Linked DNA regions of Homo sapiens: region 1 is linked to region 2. Evidence: chromatin contacts called from ENCODE Hi-C or POLR2A ChIA-PET data. All regions are on one chromosome and are shown on one strand. Each heading gives the region's core, a stretch centred on a gene start or an enhancer-like site at or near the end of the contact. The rest is flanking DNA. Distances are from core to core; before and after follow the strand shown. Region 1 holds the start of JAML (junction adhesion molecule like). Region 2 overlaps SIK3 (SIK family kinase 3).

What was found. Hi-C counts contacts between places; a loop is a spot of excess contacts on that map. ChIA-PET counts read pairs that join two places held with the same protein, here RNA polymerase II (POLR2A). Pooled maps may share reads with other maps.
Region 1: a pooled map shows a loop between it and region 2 (2.0-fold over the local background). The contact joins the promoter of JAML here to the enhancer-like site in region 2. A Hi-C loop is called at or near these places in 2 of 50 pooled maps. POLR2A ChIA-PET finds 5 or more read pairs at or near these places in 2 of 52 experiments (activated CD4-positive, alpha-beta T cell and activated naive CD8-positive, alpha-beta T cell).

Annotation. Positions count from the first base shown.
Region 1 is chr11:118,223,548-118,226,392 of GRCh38, reverse strand. JAML (junction adhesion molecule like) reads left to right here and starts at 1,382. Exons shown (of 10, transcript NM_001098526.2): 1 at 1,382-1,452.
Region 2 is chr11:117,062,038-117,064,737 of GRCh38, reverse strand. All of the region lies in intron 1 of SIK3 (SIK family kinase 3), which reads left to right. Among named protein-coding and RNA genes, the nearest start is that of SIK3, 35 kb to the left of the region's middle. RefSeq lists a silencer at 128-328 and enhancers at 1,110-1,209, 1,390-1,499. Within about 2 kb of position 1,442, at least 4 of the 41 ENCODE cell types and tissues checked have a DNase peak (open chromatin) inside an H3K27ac peak, as active enhancers do.

The DNA of each region.
Region 1 (2,845 bases), core at 133-2,632, 1.2 Mb before region 2:
CATCTTCGATTGGCCAAACTCAGTGACTGGCACAAGAGTAGACTAGAGTCCGTATACTATTCCATTTACGTTATAGTTCATGATGTACAGAGAAACCTTTAGGCCAAACTTAAAATATGTAAGGAGGCAGCTTTAGGCTAAACTTGATTTAACAGTGGTTTTCAGCATCGTGCAACCAGTCATGTCGGAGCTGTACCCCCGCAAGAACCTGCAGAGGTTCCGTGGTGTGCTGGAACCAGCTTACATAGCAAGAGCTGATTACAGGCTGAGTACCCCTAATCTGAAAATACAAAAGAGTGGTTGCTATTTCAACTCCAAAATCTGTAACTTTGAGTGCCAACATGATGCTCCAAAGAAATGCTTATTGGAGCATTTTGGATTTTCAGACTAGGGACGTTCAACTTGTATGTATTCGGCAAATATTCTAAAATCTGAAAAAAATATGAAATCTGAAACATTTCTGGTCCCAAGCATATTGGATAAGGGATACTCAACCTGTATTAAGTTTTTTAGGAATTTTGCAAGCCAGTTGTTAAACTGTTGGTAGCTTGAAATAGGTTATGATGGGAATATTTATGCTGTGGAGATTGCTGGCTCTCTAGCACATCACTTCTCAAGGACCATGCAGCGTAGTGCTTGGGAGCAAACGTTCAACAGCTTTTCAGATGATACAGGACAAGTTCCATGAGTCTGCCCATGCCTAGGTCAAGCCAATCTAGCCGAGGTTGAAGGTGCGTACATTGAGAACACCTATTTTGAAGTGGTGACTAAGACTGAGAGGTATCTTGAAGTGAAGAAACCTTGAGTTCTAATCTAGGATGTCCAAGTCACCCAAGAGGTTCTCTATGGGAATCAATGGCTGCCTGTATTCTGGAAATGCTGATATCACATGGCCAGAGGAAACTTTCATGTCTACATGGTGAGTTGGAGGACTGGGCAGGCGTATCTTTGGAAGCAGGGATTGGGTGATTGCCTGGCGAGGTTGCACCTCTGTTTTGAGAGGAAAAATAAAAGAGGTTGCTGTATCTTTAACACAGAAGGTTTTGTGTTAATATTACGTTTATTGTATTTTGTTTGCATGAAATGGATTTCTTTCTCAGCACCTATTTGCCTGGTGCCATTCAAGCTCCTACCCTCAGAGGGCTTGTCATCTAAAAGGGGAGATGGCACCTGAAGAGGTCTGAGTGTGAGGTTCACCTCAGTAGGTTGAATTTGTCACCTCTTTTTAGAATGAAAGTATACATAACAATTGGGTAATGGGCCAGATGACTGAAATGAGAACCTTGATTTAGAGGTTCCTGTTTGCATCTCTGCAACCACTTCAGAAGGCACGTGTTTGGTTTGCTCTGAGCCTAACCTAGAGTGCTCGCAGCAGTCTTTCAGTTGAGCTTGGGGACTGCAGCTGTGGGGAGATTTCAGTGCATTGCCTCCCCTGGGTGCTCTTCATCTTGGGTAAGCAGTTGCTTTGAATTTCTTAAGCCATTTTTTGAACTTTTCTCACACAGAAGTGTGCCAGTCCTGAAGGCTGGTTGAATTGGTAGTCTCTCAGGATTGTGAAGCTGCGATTGCAGAACTCTTGATCTCTGCAGGGGGATGTCATAAAGTAGTCTAATGGGTGCTGTTTCAGTTACTGTCGTGTAGAGTAACTTAGGTGAATCTCCTCAGCAAAAAGAGGAGCAAAGTTTCATCATAATAAGAGTACGTGACAATGATTATGACAAGGCTTCAGCTTTTAAGTCACCCGTGGGTTTAGGTGGAGCTGTGACTGGCTGTTCTTGAGCTCACAGCAGAGCTCTTTCTTCACTGTTTTTCTTTTTAGAAGACAGTTTTTAATTTTATTTTTAAACAAATTTTATTGTGTGTATTTAAGGTATACAACATGATGTTGTGGGATGCATGTAGATAGTAAAAAGTTTACTATGGTGAAGCAGATTAATATATCCATCATTTTACATAGTTATACCACTGTTTTTCTTCTCCCCATTATAGACAAACCAATATTTAACCTTTAGAAGCCCGAGACTTAAATCTCCCAAGAAAGCTAGGCTACTGTCCATGCTTGTTACACCCTCAGCACAGCCCTGACCTTGGGAAAGGCTGATGCAGGATGGTTTAGGTATAACCTACTCTGGAGAAGAGAGCAGGAGTAAGGACCTCCAGGGTCCCATTCGCGTAGAGCATTAACCGATGTGACCTAGACTGTGTTACAGAAGCCACGTGACCTACCAGTCTGTATTCAATGGCTTAACAATGGAAAATGAGGGCATATTTTAAGACGCATGGCTTAGAGTGGTTATATGGACTTGTAGACCTAAAAACATCTGAGAGCCTAGAAGTGCACAGCAGTGTGCAGATAGATTGAGAGGACTTGGCTCTGCAGGTGGACAACACTCTGTGAGTAAAAGAAGGCTGTGCAGTTGTCCGTTTGCTCAGTGGTTAGTTGTCCTTACTAGGGACAAACACTGAGAGACAGCAGCTCTCCCTTATTTTGTCTCATGATATTGTAATTTGGGGGGTAACTTTCACATCTTGTATGGTAGTCTCATTGTAGCATGTCTCTTTTCTGAAGATTTCTTTTCTGTAATATAAAGGGGTATGGATTTTTTGGAGGGAGGGGGTGCCACTTGTTCTCATTACCCAACAGGATATGGAGGAGAGTTGCTCAGAGAAGATTAGTATAGAGTCACTACAAGTCATTTAGGTAGCCAAAATGATAACTCCAAAATTTCTAAAAGGCAAAAATCTTTACTTGCTGATAGAGGGGAGAGTCAACTTTCCAAGCAGGTCGCAATAAAGACAGCATGATGCCAACCGAATCTATTTCCTCTCTCCTCCTTTTTCTGTT
Region 2 (2,700 bases), core at 193-2,692:
TAAGCCATTTAGCTACTAATTACCCTGCCTTTGCTGTAGAAAGAACTTAAATGAAAGACCTGTTTTAAGATGCCTTTTTAAAAAGCAGCCGTTGTAGGTATAAGAGTTGAAAAATCAAGATCTAGGCAGCAGTGGAGAATTATGAAGTCTGATAAGATAATATGCTAAAATTGTATTGTTAATTCTGATTTGTGACAGTGCTTATCAGTAGAAAAGAAATGTGATCTGTGGTTAAAGACTGAACTGCCACTAAATGTAAAATGTTTTTTAGATGAGTTGGAAGAATGCTGAACCAGTCTTTATTGCCCAAGATGGCTTTGAGTCAGCAATCTCAAAGAATAAAGAAAAAGGAGTTAAGAGTGAGAGGCAATAAGTAATATGCTGTTTTCATTTAAGATGTCTTGAAGAGATAATTAAAAAGTTGTAGGGGTATAGGAATTGTGATGTTTCTCTGGTGTTAATGAAGTCTACTATAAATTAGATAATACAGGCACTCTAAATTATTGTTTTTCCTTTTTTAAATTCTTGGCAGTTACTGACAAATTATACTCAGGATCAAGTTTAAGTCTCAGTACATGAATGACCCTGACATTGAAAACCCTGAAGGATGTTGACCTTAGTTTTGACCTGGCTTTATCCTGAGCAGCCTCTGTGAATTCTTAATGCTGTGCTCTTTAACAGGGGTACTTTTTCCAGATGTTTTTGATACTGTATTCATTAACATATAATAAAGTTATCAGTGTCCCTGAAGGCTAATTTTTTTTTTCTGACTGAATATGAGATATGGAGCGTGCAATTTGTACTTATTGGTATTAACATTACCAACAAGGTTTGTCTTTTTCTTATAAGATGGGGAATCTTAAGAAACTTCAGGCCAGGCGTGGTGGCTCATGCCTGTAATCCTAGCTTTGGGAAGCTGAAGTGGGGCGAATCACTTGAGATCAGGAGTTCGAGAACAGCCTGGCCAAGGTGAAACCCCGTCTCTACTAAAAATACAAAAAATTAGCCAGGCGTAGTGGTGGATGCCTGTAATTCCAGCTACTTGGGAGGCTGAGGCCCGGGAGACAGAGGTTGCAGTGAGCCGAGATCATGCCATTACACTCCAGCCTGGGCAACAGGGTGAGATTCCATCTAAAAAAAAAAAAAAAAAAGAAACTTCATTAAGAAGTTAAAGCCTGGGTATGCTCTCCTTGATAATTTCTTTTTACTCACATCTTTATTGGTAAATCAGGCCAGAAGGATTATTTACCTTTTCAGAAAGGGAAACTAGGTTCTACGGTTTGGTTACAGATAGCCTGGCAGCTGACTTTACATTGGGCAGAGGAGACTGCCGTACTTAGTGGTTCTGAGAAACCAAGAGAGTATTGCCTGCTACAGCTATGAGAAAAGGTATTGAATCTTCCCCCTCCTTTGTGGGGGAATTCCAATCTCACTAATTTATGGTTTCAGTGTAGTTATGGTCATAGCTTCTGAGACGTGGGTACTCATTGAAGCTAACAGTTTTAGAGAAAGGGGAGGGTGTTTAATTCCAATAACTGGTAGTTTATATCACTTTAATAATTTAGACCCAATGATATGAAGATTAGTTAGTATAAGGCAGATATACATGTAATACATTCTTTTAAATATTGTACAAGGAGTAAGAAACCCCTTTAAGTAGTCATGTAATTCATTATAGCAGCTGAACATTTCTAAGTGCAACATTATAGGAAACCAGTAAAGCTGATTTCTGATTTATCTGCAGCAAAAGAATTTAATATTCCAACTTCAGCAAAAGGCAATTAAAAACAAACTTAAATCACATTGTGTGCTTTTAATACGTATGTTTTTTTCCATGCTGTCTGATGTATTTTAGTTCTTAGTCATTTACTTCCATTAGTTTCCAAATTGGTTGAGGGAATTAAATTGGTAGCCAAGTTACCTATACAAGATTTTCCTACTGTGTATGTGAACCACTCTTTCTGGGAAAATCCTCCCGTTGGCACTTTTCTTGAAGGCATGCACTTTTTCCACACTTAGTGATTTGGGGACTGAAGCCTGCATTTAGCCTGTATTTAGTCAGAGGTGACAAATGGCTAAATTTTTTTTTTCCAGTTTAGAGATTGAGAAATGATTCAGAATTGAAACTAAAGTGAATTTGGACTTACTGTATTTCTTTGCAATTACTTTTAAACAATTGCTGTCTGTTACTATTAGGCATATTTTGGACCTATGGGTTCCATTTTGGGCCGATATTTGGTGTTATGTTGTTAAATTTCTTGCCTGGCTTAGATGGTTCATTGTTGAAACTAAACTGGAACTAGGTTTGATCAGAGGGCCAATGGAAATGCACGTTGTGGCCCATTTGGGGAGGACAAAATTTGACATATTTTTACTTTAAGAATTCTTAGGAAAATTTGGATAACGTGAGAATATATTTCCAAAGGGTTAAGTAATTTTCGAGGGAAAATCAGAAAGCTTGTAATTCCTACTGAAAATATTAGCCTGCTGAAATATTAGCCTATTTCCTACTGAAAATATAACATTAGCAGGCCGGGCACAGTGGAGTTCACGCCTGGCTAATTTTTGTATTTTTAGTAGAGATGGGGTTTCACCATGTTGGCCAGGCTGGTCTTGAACTCCTGACCTCAAATGATCTGCCTACCTACGCCTCCCAAAGTGCTGGGATTACAGGCGTGAACCACTGTGCCTGGCTTGACT